Linked DNA regions of Homo sapiens: regions 1, 2, 4 and 5 are each linked to region 3. Evidence: chromatin contacts called from ENCODE Hi-C data. All regions are on one chromosome and are shown on one strand. Each heading gives the region's core, a stretch centred on a gene start or an enhancer-like site at or near the end of the contact. The rest is flanking DNA. Distances are from core to core; before and after follow the strand shown.

Region 1 (2,700 bases), core at 42-2,541, 5.1 Mb before region 3:
ACAAGTGTATCAAATAGTATTGGGAGATCAAATAAAGCGCTGTCATATATGTACACTTACACACACAGAGACAGGATTAAAAGGTCTGACAAAAGGGAGGTAAAGTGGAAATAATTCCTCAGAAAAGATTGGCAAGTAAGGTGAGGAGACAGATCATTTCAACCACTGGGAAATAATAGCATGAAGAGAATGTGTCAGAAGTGATGTTTTAGGTGGGGATCTCAAGGCATGTTCAAATGCTGTTAGGAAAAATCCCACAGCCAGCCAGAAGTCGAAGATACAGGATTAAGGGAAATGACCAGTGGAACAAGATCAGTGAGAAGAAGAATGGGTAAAGGCTCTAGATCATATGTGGGAAGGTAAGTCTTTGATAGAAGGTGGCAGGAAGTCAACTTCTCAATAAATGGTAGCTTAAGATATTTCTTTTATTATTCATATTTGCATCATAGTCCACAGCTCCTGGTTTGTACATATTTGTATTGCAAGAAAGACTTGATGAATAAACAGTTCTAGCTAAAGATGAGGTCCTGAACTAAGTCTACCATCAGCAAAACCTGCAGCTGTTGTAGATTTTACTTACACTATGCTAAATGTTGTCCTCTGAAACTCCAGCTAATGTTGCATGCTTTGAAAAAAAGAAAAGAAATAGAAAACAAAATCCAAGTCAGTAATTGTGAAATGCCAGTAAAGAATGCAGTTTTGAAAAGTAGGGGTAGCGGGAGGAGCAATAACTTAATAAGAATCTTGCTGTTTGCGTATTTTCGATTTCTTGCCCACTAGGTGGTGGAACAGAGTCCCCATCTAAACGACAGTTTTTTTCCTCACAGGTTTGTGTTTCTCTCACAATGCCTACACAGGTCTTTGCAGGCCAAAGAAATCCAAGAAATTCAATCTCTTCAAAATTGCCCCTTGGAAAAACAGAGCGCTCGAATGACAAGTGTGGGGAAGGCGGGAGGCGACGATGCGGAGTGCGGAAACACAAGGACCAGGGGAGCTAAACTACATTTCCCAGAAAGCCACGGGCTGGCCTACAACCACCGCGCCCTCCAAGCCTGCTGGAAGCCTCCGTCTCGCTTCTCCAGTAACCGGTTTGCCGCTGTCCCCTTTTCTAAGGAACGTAGAGAAAGCCAGGGAAGGAAAGGCATTTTACTGCAGCAGCGAAGGTTTAGCCACTAGAGTGTCTTTCTCAGCCGTGGTTATTCCGACCTTCGCTTGTAAAGGCATTGGGAAACCCACGGCCCACGTGACCAGCCCGGGTCATGTGACTCCAGAACCCGGCAGCTGAAGTCTGTTACCCTGACAACTGGTGGACCCGCACAGACCTTCCGGGAAAGCGCGGAATTCAGAGGCAGAGGTAGGTGGTAAGGTGTGAACGCTGGTTTCCCACCCAAATCGCCCTGGTCGAGGCCGTGCTTCATACTCGAGCGAAGGGCTTTAATTTTCCAGGTCATTCCCCTTCTCCGCCCGGAGCCCACGGCAAATGCGTCTTTGTCTTCCCTCCAATTCCCGAACCCGCGCTTCTGGGGACGGGGTCGCAGCCAGGCTTGAGAAGCTTTTAGTGGAGCTCACCCCTGACCAAGCTATTCAGGCCAAGACCTTAACCGCACTTACCCTGAACTGATCGAAAGTGCAAATGAGGGGAAGAGGTGTTACTCTGCACGATGGGGAGGGTATTGTCCGGGTCTGCAAGCCCTCTTCCCCTCCCCCATCTCTACAGAAGAAAGCTGGGATTTGAGCTGCTCTAGGGAGTTCAGGAGCTGGGGGTCGACCCAAGGTTGGGTTCATTAGGTGTCTAGGGGAACGCTTTCCGTTGCAAATCACTGGATTCTGCTTGTGTTCAGCACATAATTTTTGTCGGTCTTCCCTCGCTTCAAAAGAAACATAGTACTGATTTGTGTACTCCATTAACTTTAAGTATTCTTTAAGTATTTTGACTAAATTACTAATTCTTACTAAATTCTATTTGTGTATATTTTGAAACATCCCCGTATCTGGATACAGTCTGCTTTACGAAACTATGCAGTCTGCTTTACGAAACTATTACTATGGATTGGTAAAATAACGAGCCGAGTGATAAGGCAGCACAAACTGTCGTGTGCTTTGCAAGAAAGAAACAGTCCTTTGGATTTGCTAACTTACAGTTTTTAAGATTCCCTGTGAGGACCTGGTTTGTGTTTGAGAGGTACTAATTAACACATGCACACAAACATAGGTTTGGGAAATATTGTAGAGACCACTCTTTAACAATTGGATGTTAACAGATGAAAACATAATTCTGAACGTTGAGTACAAGACATCCTGTCAAAGCTGCTTTTCCAAATCAGTTTGCTTAATGAATTAGGAATCTCTTGACCAGCTCTTACTGGTTAAAAAAAATTGTGCATATATACTGAATCATAACAAATGTCCGAAGTTTAAGTCTGGTCGTGTTCATGATCTGATGGATTTCCTCAAAAGATGTTTATGTCTCTTGTCATTTAGTGTTTCCAATGTTTGAGGTACTTTAGAATGTTTACTTTGGGAGGTCAAAATTGTTGACTATGGCTAACTGTTCCCAAGAAGAGCTAGATGAAGAGTTTGAACAGTTTATGAAAGAGGTAAGTTTATATTTTTAAAAGCTATATTGTCAAATTTGTCTCAAAAGACTCATCCTTCAATTCTGTCATCTCGAAGATACAGTTAGTCCATCACCAAACTCTG
Region 2 (2,700 bases), core at 12-2,511, 8.1 Mb before region 3:
GAAGTGCAAATGTAGTCCCAAACTCTCCGATTTTCACCATGGATGAAATGATTTTCATCACTAGCAAACAGTGTTATTAACATTCCAAATTCTGGTTAGAATGCAGTCACTGGTGAGCAGTGCCCTTGGGCAAGCAAAGAAAAGATTTGAAACTACCCAAAGCACAGATCCACATGAACCTCAGTCTTCTCCCACTTCATCAGGAAGCCAAATAGGAAGGACTCCAAGAAACAGGGGTGAGGGGGTGATCGGGACAGAAAGGATAGTGGAAATCATACTCCTCGAAGGGCGAAAGCAAATGAGAAACGGACTCTGGAAAAACCGCCCCAAAAGGACACTCAACCTGAGACAGATGTACAGGCACAGCTCCTCTACACTAAGGAGATAAAGCTTTACCACAGAAGTGATGCACCAAGCAAGCAAGTATGGGCAGGAGGGGACAACCTCCGCCAAGCACCCCCTCCCGAACGTCTAGCTCAACTAGAAGGGGTCGGCGGGGACTGCTCCTCCGAACATCAACAAAGGCCCCTTCAGTCCTAAGGCGAAACTCGAACAACAAAGGCCCGGAGACAGCCAGGACAGGGCCGGGGCTGGGGGGCGGGACGGATGAAAGCAGGGGAAGGCAAAGGAATCAAACCAGTGGGGGCGGAGGCCCGTCGGAGTGGGAAGCAGAGGCGCAGAGGCGGGAGGCGCGGTAATCCCCAGTGCACAATAAAAGGAGGAGGAGGAAGAGAACCTGGCCTCCATTCTCCTACTCTCTCCAATCCGCACCGTGTACATTTCCTCAGCCGCGGGGACCGCGCAGTCCCGAGTTCAGGGAAGGAAAGGGGAGGGGGGATTTTCCGCCTTGACCGCAACTCCCTTCCCCCAGCCAGGAGCTGCAGACGACAACAACCGCCACAACTGCAGCCACACAAAGGCGCCTTCCTTCTACTCCCGCTCCCACCCAGGCGGAGGCGCCGATGATGCCAAGGAAGCGGCGACCACCTCTCGGCCGCCTAGCGCTCGCTCGCCCTCTTCCCCCTCTAGCTGGGGAAAGGGGGAGGGGACCACCGGGCGCCCTCACCTGGCACAGCTGCTGACAGTAGTCGGTGGCCGCTTCCACGGCCGGTACCCGGCTCTCCCGCAGCTGTAGCTCCAGCTCCTGGAGCCGCTCGCCCAGGCGCTGCAGCTCCGCGACGCAGCCGCCTTCGCCGCAACTCAACCTCTCCTGCTCGGCCTCTTCGTCCGCCATCTTCACACCCCGCTCCGTCGCGTACGCACCTGGGTCACGTGATAACACAATGCCACGTTCGGCGGGGTCACGTGCCGGGCGCGCTTGCACGGCGCCGAGCACGTACAAAGGGCCCGATGGGGAAGATATGGGGGTGGGGAGAGTGGCGCGAGAGAGCCCGAGGGAGGTGAAGGCAAGGGGAAAGGAGAAGGGCGGGGTTGGGGCGGTGCGGAAAACGGCGGTTTACTTACCCCGAGCGGGAAGTGGGCAGCAGCGGCCGAAAGGGGCGGGCTGGTGAAGGCCTGCTCTCGGTCACGTGGGCGCCGCGACGGGAAAAAGCCTAGGGAGGGGCGACCCTCTCCGGCGTCCCGATCCCGGCGTGGCTTTCCCCAGTCCACGAAGTCTTCTACGGACATATCCTCCTGTTCCCCAAGAGGATGGCACAGGGAGAGTTCTGAGTGGTCTCGGGCAATGGCTGCATTTGCTGTTGGCCTGTAAGCAGGCCAGAAGCAGAGGAAGAGAGAGAAGGTAAAACCCGCCCATGGACCGCAAGCGTGAGAGCCAAGGCAGGACTATGAACTGTCAAAATTGTCTCTGACTTCTCACCAGGCCGGAGAGGAGGGATCTAGTGCGTGAGGTACCAGATCTCGTCTCACTTGACTCTCCTCCTCTTCAGCACCAAGAACGCCTGTCCCCTGGAAACACATTCTCTAGGGGGTGGAGGCAACAAAGGAAAAGAACAATTGGGTCAGAGCAGAATGAGGTTCAATCCTCAGTCTGGAGAACGGAGCAAATTCATGAAAAGCATAGTTTAAAAGAAGTCAGAATATGAACAGACCAGATGACTTTTAAACCACGAAAACATTTCTAGAATAAGTGATAACTAACTACTCTGTTTCACCGTGATTTAGACTCTACTACACTCTACAGAAATCACCAACAATGACAACAGGCTATATATGAAAGCTATTGAAAAGAAAGTAGGTCAAGGAAAAAAAAAACACCAATAAGGACTCCATTAAAAATCATAACGGAGGAGAGGAAATTGATGCTAAAATAAAACAATATTGTCGAGAATTATTATAAATATCTACAGCATTTTTTTTTCCTAATGCTACAAATAGAGGTAGCATTCTGAACCACATTTTACTTACAAGCTGAAAAGAATTAATACTTGGCACTTGAACAAAAGAGTAGAAGAGGTGCTACAAAAATCCAAGAGCTTAACCCTAAAGTTCTTAATAAAACTAATATTTTTTTTACCGTTAGAGCATTAGACAAAAGACCTATCTCTCTTGCAACTGAATAGTCTACAGAAATTTAGAAACAATGATATTGATGAGGCACCCAGTCTTTTCATTTACTCTGAGTGAAGTATATTTTTTTAGTACAAGGATCTAAAATAAAAATACTTCCCATTGTGGGCAGCGTCCTCTTCAAAAGATTTCTAGTAATTAATGGAAAGTGTTCTACATACTATGTTGTCC
Region 3 (2,700 bases), core at 4-2,503:
TACATACTAATTTACGAAAGATTTTTTTTTCTCCTTTTCGTCAGTTTTCAAGAAGTCTTCCCGTGATTAACTGTAAACAGGAATGGTTTACATCTCAAATTAGAAGCCATTAATTAGCATGACGAAGTCAACTGCAAGATACACAGATTATTTAAATTATTTAATCACTATTCACCTTGGCTAAACTGTAGTATACTCTTTCAATATCCTTAGGCAGGTTATCGATCTGTCACTAAATTACCTCCAGATCAGTTAGACATGAATATTAGCGTCCTTTCCTTTCCCTCAGGTTTACATTCTCCCTTCTCGTAAACACTTAAAAAAGCTTTAAGGTTCTTTAATTCCAAATACCTAATTAGCCATCACTAGCCTTTTTGTAATAAGGAAAAAGAGTATCTGAAGTACAAATCAAGAGTTCGCTTTGCCCGTTTAACAATAAAAAACATTTAAAAAACGTACGCCAAAGGCAATGGCAGTAATAAAAGAAATATGCAGAGGTGGCTTCAGCAAATAACGGGTTTGCAAAACGCAAGTGCTTAACAAAAAGCAGCCCAAACCTCTATTGCAATATACAGCACTCCAATAAATTACACAACACTTGCATAGGCTGCAGAAATAACGCAGGACAAGACTTACACAGATGCCAATCCGCAGCATTTATACACATGCACATGGCAAGAGACAGAAACCAAACACTATCATTCAACTCGGGAAGGGTAGCGCGATCCCGAGCTTGCCCAGCGTGAGAGTGCTCTCTGCGTGTGTGTCTGTGTACGCGCGTGAGTGAGACCCATCCTTGGGGCATTTCCCCTCTCTGGGCAGTTTTGCTTCATTTGTTTCATATTTCTGCTACATAGAAACTAACTTCCATCTCAGCTCCAGCCAGCGCCGCTGAATAGAGCCTGTGCTGCGGCTCCGTGTGCGTCAGATCCCTCCGCGGAACCGTCCCCGGCCCCCTCCCTGCCACTATCGGCCTCCACAGAGAAAGCGCCTTCCAGCCAACCGGCGGCTTGGGCTCCGACATCTTCTCCGACTGGAAATAAATAAATAAATCGCACGCCCTGCGGGGAGGAGCGGGTGGGGGTCTCACTGTGCCGCGTGCGGAGCGCTGGGGACGAGGGGTCGGAGGCACTCCTTTTTTAGCGCCGGGGGGCGGGGGCGCGGGCCAGAGCCGGGGCCGAGCCCTGGGCCGCGAAGGCGGCGGACTCCTTTCTGCGGCGGAGGGATCCGCGGCGGAGGCGGCCACGGCCGTAGTCGCTGCCTGAGAGTTGTTGTTTCCTCCTCCTCCTCCTCCGCCTCCGCCGCCGTTGCTTGAATGGTGGAGCCGAAGCTCGGCTCGTGAACACACACTGACAGCTATAGGGCAGGCGGCGGCACCGTCCCCGCTTCCCCTCGGCGGCGGGGTGTCCCGTCGGCGGCCCTGAAGTGACCCATAAACATGTCTTGTGAGAGGAAAGGCCTCTCGGAGCTGCGATCGGGTAAGTCGGGGGGCTGCCGGGGCCGCTGGCACCGGGCGATTCCGCCCGCGGTCCCCCGCCCCCCGCCGCCCGACCGCTCAGCCTGTGTGTCTCCCCGTCCCTCTCTCCCGCGCAGAGCTCTACTTCCTCATCGCCCGGTTCCTGGAAGATGGACCCTGTCAGCAGGCGGCTCAGGTACGGCGGCGCGCGGCGCGGGCCGGGCCGGCGCTCGCCGCTCGCGGGCGTGGGGGAGGGAGGCGGCGGCGGCGGGGCCGCGGCCCGGGGCGCGGGGCTCAGCTCTCCCCGCTTTGTTGTTGCAGGTGCTGATCCGCGAGGTGGCCGAGAAGGAGGTAAGGGCGGCGGCGGCCCGGCGCGTCCCGCCGCCGCGCGGCCGCCTCTGGGCCGCTGCGCCGCCGCTGCCGCCGCCGGCAGGGCGCGGGGCGCGGGGCTCGGGGTCCCCGCCGGGGCGCGGGGCGGGCGGGGGAGGGGAGCGGGCGGGTAGGGGCCGGGGGCCGGGCTCACGGGGTGTCCTCTCCCCGCAGCTGCTGCCCCGGCGCACCGACTGGACCGGGAAGGAGCATCCCAGGACCTACCAGAATCTGGTGAGACATTCACGTCGCAGAGCAAAGAAACTTTTCCCTGAGTCGAATAAAAATTGAATTTCCCGCAATTTTTTACAGAGACAAAAACTTGGCCCTAGAACGTGAAAGCTCCAAAGGCCATGGGGAGGGTTGGGAGGCCGGCGCGGGGTCTGCGGGGGCCAGTGGCCGGGGGTACTCGTACTTCGGGGCCGCAGGGGCTGCGGACAATTTATTTGTGATATTTTGTTAATGTGCTAGAAATAAAGATACGTCATGAGTGTTGTGCAGTGCAAGGCCGGAGGAGGAGGGGCCGGCGCGCGCGTCCGTGCGGGCGCGGGGGCGCGCGAGAGTCGGCGGCGGCGGGAGCGGCGCGAAGAGGGAGAGCGCGCTCGCTCGTTCGCTTGCTCGCTCTGCACGCGCGGCCGGCTCGGCTTTCTCCTGCCCTACACAATAGCTGGTGACTAACTGCTCCGAAGTGGCATTAGCATTTCACAAGCAGGCTATCCAGCCGCTGCGGTACCGTGGCAAGACATTATTTTTTCCCCCTCTGTCGTTTATTTTGTTTTCCTTAAATTCAGTCCTGGGTTTTTTGTTGGAAGGATTCTGATGTGTGATGATAGTTGGTCAGTGCTTCGTCTTGCATTTACTAAAACACATCTTTG
Region 4 (2,700 bases), core at 29-2,528, 8.5 Mb before region 3:
TCTTTAAAAGCACTGCTTCTCATAAACCGTTTTAATCAAAATAAAAAATCAGATCCATGACATAGCCTTCTTCATCAATCCATTGTTTTAACATAGGGAGAATGTAGCTTCTTCATGTGCATTTTTCAGCTTTCTCAGACAGCTTAACTTCAGGGGCTTCCCGCTGCACTTACAATAGAACTCAAGGTCTTACTTTTTGTGGTCCAGAACAGCGCTGTCCAACAGAACTTTCTGTAATGATAGAAATGTCCTATATCTGCACTATCTAAAATGGTAGCTGCAGCCACATGTGATGATTGAGCACTTGAAATGTGGTTAGTGCAACGGAGAAACTGAATTTTTATTTAATCTTACTTTATTTTAACTCAAATTTAAATAGCCACATGTGGTGAGTGACTAACACATTGGACAATACAGCTCTAGGGCTTATCTTCTTACCAACTACACTATGTCTTGCAATTTCTTGCCATCTAGGTAGCCAACATGAGGAGGTCTATAAGATATCCCACCACACACACCCGCATCCACATTACTTTTTCATTCTCATTTTTCATGACGCTCCCACTCTTTGTCTACTTTCTGATTATGATTTTTAAATTCCTCTAATATGCCATTTTATTTCTATCTTCTGGGCCGAAGAAACATGCTGTTCTCTCTGCCCTCCTCGCCCTAATCCTTAACCTAACTTCTACTCATTTTTCAGGTCTCAGCGAAAGGGTCACTTTCTCCAAAAAGCCTCCGCTAACCCCCGACAACCTATATTAGGTTCTTCCCACTCTTCTGTTGTCTGCCTAGAACTCTTTTCCTTGCTAACACTTAAAATTTGTGATCGTCAGTTTATCTATGTTTACCGACTTTCTTGACTGCAGAAACTGAATCTGTTTTGTTTACCACTGCATCTTGGTACCTAACGGAGTGCTTGGCGCACAGTATTTGTGAGATGGAAAAATGAGAGACTGGGCCACATCATCAGGACATCCGACCTCCACCAACCAGAACTTAAAAATCCTCCTAGCCATACCACAAGGCAGATCCGCGTCCTCGCTCCCCAAGCAAAGTTGGCCTCAACTGATCTGGAGCAAGGACGCCTCAGCTCAGTACGCCGCTCCCTCCCTCCTCTCCAGCCAGGGAAGGGATGCCTACGTAACCTCGGCTTCATCCCTTCTTCAAAGGGGAATGAGGCAGCGGTAGAGCCACAGTGCGCATCGGCCACCACATACCTTAGACATCGAGGACGTAGCCATGGTCTTACTGACTCTGCGTATTCCAGATGCACTCGGGATTTCCCGCGCGCCCTCGCGGCTGCAGGGCAGAGGTTAGTGGCGAGCCACACGGCTCCTTGATTGGCTGGCATCACCCTCCGGGGCGGGTTTCCGGCGCGGGGAGGCGGGTCGTATAAGGAGGTGGGGCGAGGCCGGAACTGGCGGACTGCGGCGCACTTCCGTAGAGGTGGACATGGCGTGCGGCTTTCGCCGCGCTATTGCTTGCCAGGTATGGATCCCGGAGCGCGCAGAGGAGTCCCTGAGGAGCTAGGGACCCCAAAGGCCTTTCACCGCTGCGGGCCAGTCCTCAGTCAGCTGGAGGGTGGGTCCCACGGAATCCTGTTAGTTTCTACCACCTCCTCCCCCTTCTCTGGAGCTGGTGGAGCTTCAGAAGTCCTGTGGAGCGTCGGCTGGGATCAGTTTGTCTCGGTGAAAAGTAAACTTTGAAAGGTACCTGGTGCTTTCTTCTCTCCTTCCCACCCCACAGCTATGAATGCTTTACCTGGGTGGCGGCAAGTCATTAGACCATGATTAGACCCCATAGAAGTTAGTGTTCTTTACACTTTAGTGACATTGATGATGGATCTGGATTGTTCTTCAGAAGGACCTCATTTTAAAGCTGCTTATTTCTCTTGCAGTCACTTAGGCAGCCTACCCTAGAATTGTTTTTGGTAACGCCCAAAGATATAAGAGCTATCTGAGACTCAGTTTTTCTTGGTTCAGGGTCGTATTTGAACAGCTCTGTTGTGAGGAAGGGCTTACAAAATTGCAATATAATTGCTTTGTTTTGTTTTTCCTTTTTGTGGAGAACGGGGTCTCGCCGTATTGCCCAGGCAGGCCTCAAACTCCTGGGCTCAAGCTGTCCTCCCTCCTCTGCTTCCCTAAGAGCCGGGATTACAGGCCTGAGCCACCGCGCTGGGCAAAATTGCAGTATAAATGTGGAATTAATCAAAAAGAATTTTTAAGACTCATTGGCCACCCTTGCAAGGAAACTTTCTATTGTGGTCTTGGCTAACCCATTTCCTTCTGATTAATGGATGTACTAGTGGACGTAATTAGCCTGGTGTATAATTTATCTTGGCTCATTTTTACAGTATTTCTAGACATTTGTGGGGAAATCCCTCTGCCTTGTCTTTATGTTTATAGATGTACTGCCCTGTCCGGTGATAATTCGCCAAATATCACCAACATGACATTTTGTTAAGACAGCTGAATTTATTGCTCACTGGGATAAGGAAGAACACCACTGAGAGCTTTGGTAGTGTATTAAACTGGGAAAGCAAGGTCAGATTTTACTGATGGGTATGGCTTAAGGCTGGTCTTTCAGAGGGAGAGGGTAGGAGGGTGTTGGAGGAAGATGGCTTGATTAGGGTTGGACTCTGATCTGATACAGCGGTTTAAGATTGATAGGAAAAGCAAAGAGTGCAAGAAGCCTTAA
Region 5 (2,700 bases), core at 1-2,500, 7.8 Mb after region 3:
GCGGTGTTAGCTGTAATATTTAGGTTATGATTCCCCCAAAACCCTGTGGTCACATTGGACTTTGGGCTCCATTTTCCCAATCTCCATCGCCCCTAGCTGATAAAGAGAAGGGCCTAATGTGGAGCGGCAAACCTGAACCACCTCCAGGATGCACACTTCTTCAGGGGGTCGGCTACATATTTCCTCCTTTTTAAAGTTCCTGATTATTTTCAGTCCATCAGAGGTTAAGGGGCTTATCTCTTGACTAACCTCTCCTCCAAGCTGTATTAGTCAAACAGTTCAAACACAGTTGGATCAACAAGTCTTCTGGTGAAATAAGATTCGTGAAGAATGCCCTGAATCCTAGGTTGAAAGGCCTGAGTTGGGCAGAACAGTGACGTATGAACTTCAGATGAGGGCCTACACTTCTGACGGCTTAGACCCCACTGTAGGGGAGAGCGCTGGCTGCTTGCACTTGTAGCCCCACCTTATTCTGAGTAATTTTTTTTTTTTTTTTTTTTTTTTTTTTTTTTACCAATAACACACACTAGAGGGGTTGTCAAAATCCTCTATTTTTAGACAGGTTCCTCCCACCCCACCTTCGCATAATCCAGCTGCTCTGCAGAGGCAAAGAAAACACCCATTCAAGTTGGGTTCTGCCTTGAGGGACTTCCTCGCCGTGCCCTCGGCCAGGCCCCAGGCCGGCAGTGGGAGGGTCCGGCGCTTTGGGCTCCTGCAGGCCCCCGGGCTCCACCGGGAGACAGGTCAGCCGCGGCGCGGAGGGGTCGGGTCGCAGCGGCGAGCAGCCACCTGGCGCCCCTGGCCTCCGAGCGCGAGGGCGGCTTGGCACTTGCCCCTCTGGGGTGTCGGGGCGCCCCAGCCCGACCCGAGGCCACCGCTGGGCCGCGTACCTGCTCGGCGCCCGCCGCCTCGGCGTCCTCGTCCGGCGCGGGGCTGGCGCCGGGCCGCCCGCCGGCTTGCTCCGGGGGCTGCGCGGGCTGCTCGGACTCCTGCCCCGGGCCCTCGCTGCCGCCGCCCGGCCCTGGTTCTTCGGGCTCGGGCTCCGAGTCGGTCTGCCAGGTGGAGTCGCAGTCCTCCACGGTGGTGGGCTCGCGGAAGCTGACCCCGCCGAGCAGGTTGCCCATTGAAGAGGCGGCGGCGGGCGCGGGGCTGCGGGGCTGCGGGGCGCAAGCTGCGGCAGGCGCTCTAGGGCCCGGGCATGGCCGCGGCGAGGGCGCTGGGCGGCAGCCTAGGCGCGCCCGCCCCGCACTGCCTCAGCGCGGCGAGCGGCGGACAGGCACCCTCGCGGGGAGGAGCCGGCGGCCCCGGGACCGCCGCCGCGCGCGCCTGAACCCGCCCATCCGGCTCCTTCTCCTCCCCACAGGCGGGAGCTGCCGCCGCCCAGAGCCCCCAGGGGAGCCAACTGCGGCCCCCAGCCGAGCGCCACCGGCCCCAGGCCGCGCCTCCCTTCCACGTTTCTCCCCGGAACACCTGCCTTCACGCGGCCCCCGGCGGCCCCCGGAGTGGATTGGGGTCGGCTACTACCCTCGCCGCCCGGAGCCGGGGGACGCCCTCCCGGGGCATCTCCCAGCTGAGCGGGATGAGGGATCCCGCCCAGCTCCTGGAGCTGAGGACTGGCGTGGACGTGGTGTCGAAGAGGTGTCACCGTCAGCAGGCGGGTCCTGTCCACACCCCCTCCCCCTCTCCCTGGTCCAGGAGGAAGACACTTTAGCTGCAGCAGAGGACAAAAGCTGATGGTGCCGGGCACCATATAAACAGGAAATCCCAGCTGCCACAACTGTACTTAGGGCAGCCACCTAGAGTCCTTGTGGTCTAGAAAAAGTCAGAGCTATCAGTCACCTCATCTAATGAGCAATCGCTCGTGAAACAAAAGGAACAGTAACAACTGGACCATCACATTGATTTGCGGGTAACCTTACACCCACTACAAATTGGTGCTCCGTGTAGGCAAAAATCTCAGAATCAGTAGAACAGATGGGCTGTTTCTAATGGAAGAAGCCTCGGCCCTGTGGTCTGTTCTGCAAATGAAAGGAGGAGGGAGAACTGTGTTAGGGAAGTTCTTTCTTTTTTCTGTTCTGTTCTGTTCTGTTCTGTTCTGTTCTGTTCTGTTCTGTTCTGTTCTGTTCTGTTGTTCTGTTCTTTCTTTTCTTTCTTTTTGAGACAGAGTCTCCCTCTGTTGCCCAGGCTGCAGTGCAGAGGCGCGATCTCGGCTCACTGCAACCTCCGCCTCCTGGTTTCAAGCAATTCTCCTGCCTCAGCCTCCCAATAGCTGGGATTACAGGCATAAGCCTATAGAAGTACGTAAAGATAAGGTAGTATTATCAAATATGTGACCCAGAGAAAAGTGACTGTTGTAAAATGTGTCTTCTGGCTTTCTAACTAGAAGGGAAGCCTCTTTGCAGGCAGCCCCCGTCTGAAAGTGTGTCTGTATTTACAGTGCTGTCAACTTGGTGGATGCTCAGTAAACATTTGTTAAATATGGACTAAGAAAGATGAGCTAGATATTTGAAGATTAAACTGTTGAACTTGGAATGAATAGTTTCTTTTCAAATGTTTCATGATGAAGTAGGAAGCCAAATCATGTTAGATGGACTGTTTCTAAGGGAAGAATCAGGTAAACCAGCTGCCTATTCCATGGATAAATCAGGATTACCTAAGCTCTTCATGCACTGCAACAAGACATCTAGGCTGTAGCTCTGT

Evidence for each region. Hi-C counts contacts between places; a loop is a spot of excess contacts on that map. Pooled maps may share reads with other maps.
Region 1: a map of CD8-positive, alpha-beta T cell shows a loop between it and region 3 (7-fold over the local background). The contact joins the promoter of CEP162 here to the promoter of PHIP in region 3. A Hi-C loop is called at or near these places in 3 of 168 maps with a recorded cell type or tissue (CD8-positive, alpha-beta T cell and naive thymus-derived CD4-positive, alpha-beta T cell) and 14 of 50 pooled maps.
Region 2: a loop to region 3 is called in a map of CD4-positive, alpha-beta memory T cell, with 20 times the contacts of the local background. The contact joins the promoter of ZNF292 here to the promoter of PHIP in region 3. A Hi-C loop is called at or near these places in 2 of 168 maps with a recorded cell type or tissue (CD4-positive, alpha-beta memory T cell and naive thymus-derived CD4-positive, alpha-beta T cell), 3 of 37 single-sample maps with no recorded cell type and 11 of 50 pooled maps.
Region 4: a loop to region 3 is called in a pooled map, with 2.8 times the contacts of the local background. The contact joins the promoter of ORC3 here to the promoter of PHIP in region 3. A Hi-C loop is called at or near these places in 4 of 50 pooled maps.
Region 5: a loop to region 3 is called in a map of B cell, with 15 times the contacts of the local background. The contact joins the promoter of OGFRL1 here to the promoter of PHIP in region 3. A Hi-C loop is called at or near these places in 2 of 168 maps with a recorded cell type or tissue (B cell and naive thymus-derived CD4-positive, alpha-beta T cell) and 6 of 50 pooled maps.

The regions. Positions count from the first base shown.
Region 1 is chr6:84,226,234-84,228,933 of GRCh38, reverse strand. CEP162 (centrosomal protein 162) reads left to right here and starts at 1,291. Exons shown (of 27, transcript NM_014895.4): 1 at 1,291-1,354; 2 at 2,482-2,597. The coding sequence starts at 2,541. RefSeq lists enhancers at 816-975, 877-1,377, 1,378-1,878.
Region 2 is chr6:87,154,126-87,156,825 of GRCh38, reverse strand. It overlaps ZNF292 (zinc finger protein 292), which reads right to left and starts at 1,261. Exons shown (of 8, transcript NM_015021.3): 1 at 1,067-1,261. The coding sequence starts at 1,234. LOC124901355 (translation initiation factor IF-2-like) reads left to right here and starts at 1,579. Exons shown (of 2, transcript XM_047419630.1): 1 at 1,579-1,850. RefSeq lists enhancers at 1-442, 954-1,293, 1,564-1,723.
Region 3 is chr6:79,076,807-79,079,506 of GRCh38, reverse strand. PHIP (PHIP subunit of CUL4-Ring ligase complex) reads left to right here and starts at 1,253. Exons shown (of 40, transcript NM_017934.7): 1 at 1,253-1,478; 2 at 1,594-1,652; 3 at 1,778-1,807; 4 at 2,000-2,059. The coding sequence starts at 1,439. LOC124901346 (a long non-coding RNA gene) reads right to left here. Exons shown (of 2, transcript XR_007059652.1): 2 at 2,241-2,700. RefSeq lists an enhancer at 826-875 and silencers at 996-1,235, 1,366-1,535, 2,035-2,534.
Region 4 is chr6:87,588,713-87,591,412 of GRCh38, reverse strand. ORC3 (origin recognition complex subunit 3) reads right to left here and starts at 1,278. Exons shown (of 20, transcript NM_012381.4): 1 at 1,221-1,278. The coding sequence starts at 1,244. RARS2 (arginyl-tRNA synthetase 2, mitochondrial) reads left to right here and starts at 1,426. Exons shown (of 20, transcript NM_020320.5): 1 at 1,426-1,491. The coding sequence starts at 1,456. RefSeq lists enhancers at 1,342-1,571, 1,335-2,296.
Region 5 is chr6:71,287,361-71,290,060 of GRCh38, reverse strand. It overlaps OGFRL1 (opioid growth factor receptor like 1), which reads right to left and starts at 1,250. Exons shown (of 7, transcript NM_024576.5): 1 at 891-1,250. The coding sequence starts at 1,124. All of the region lies in intron 3 of LOC124901339 (a long non-coding RNA gene), which reads left to right. RefSeq lists a silencer at 538-1,597.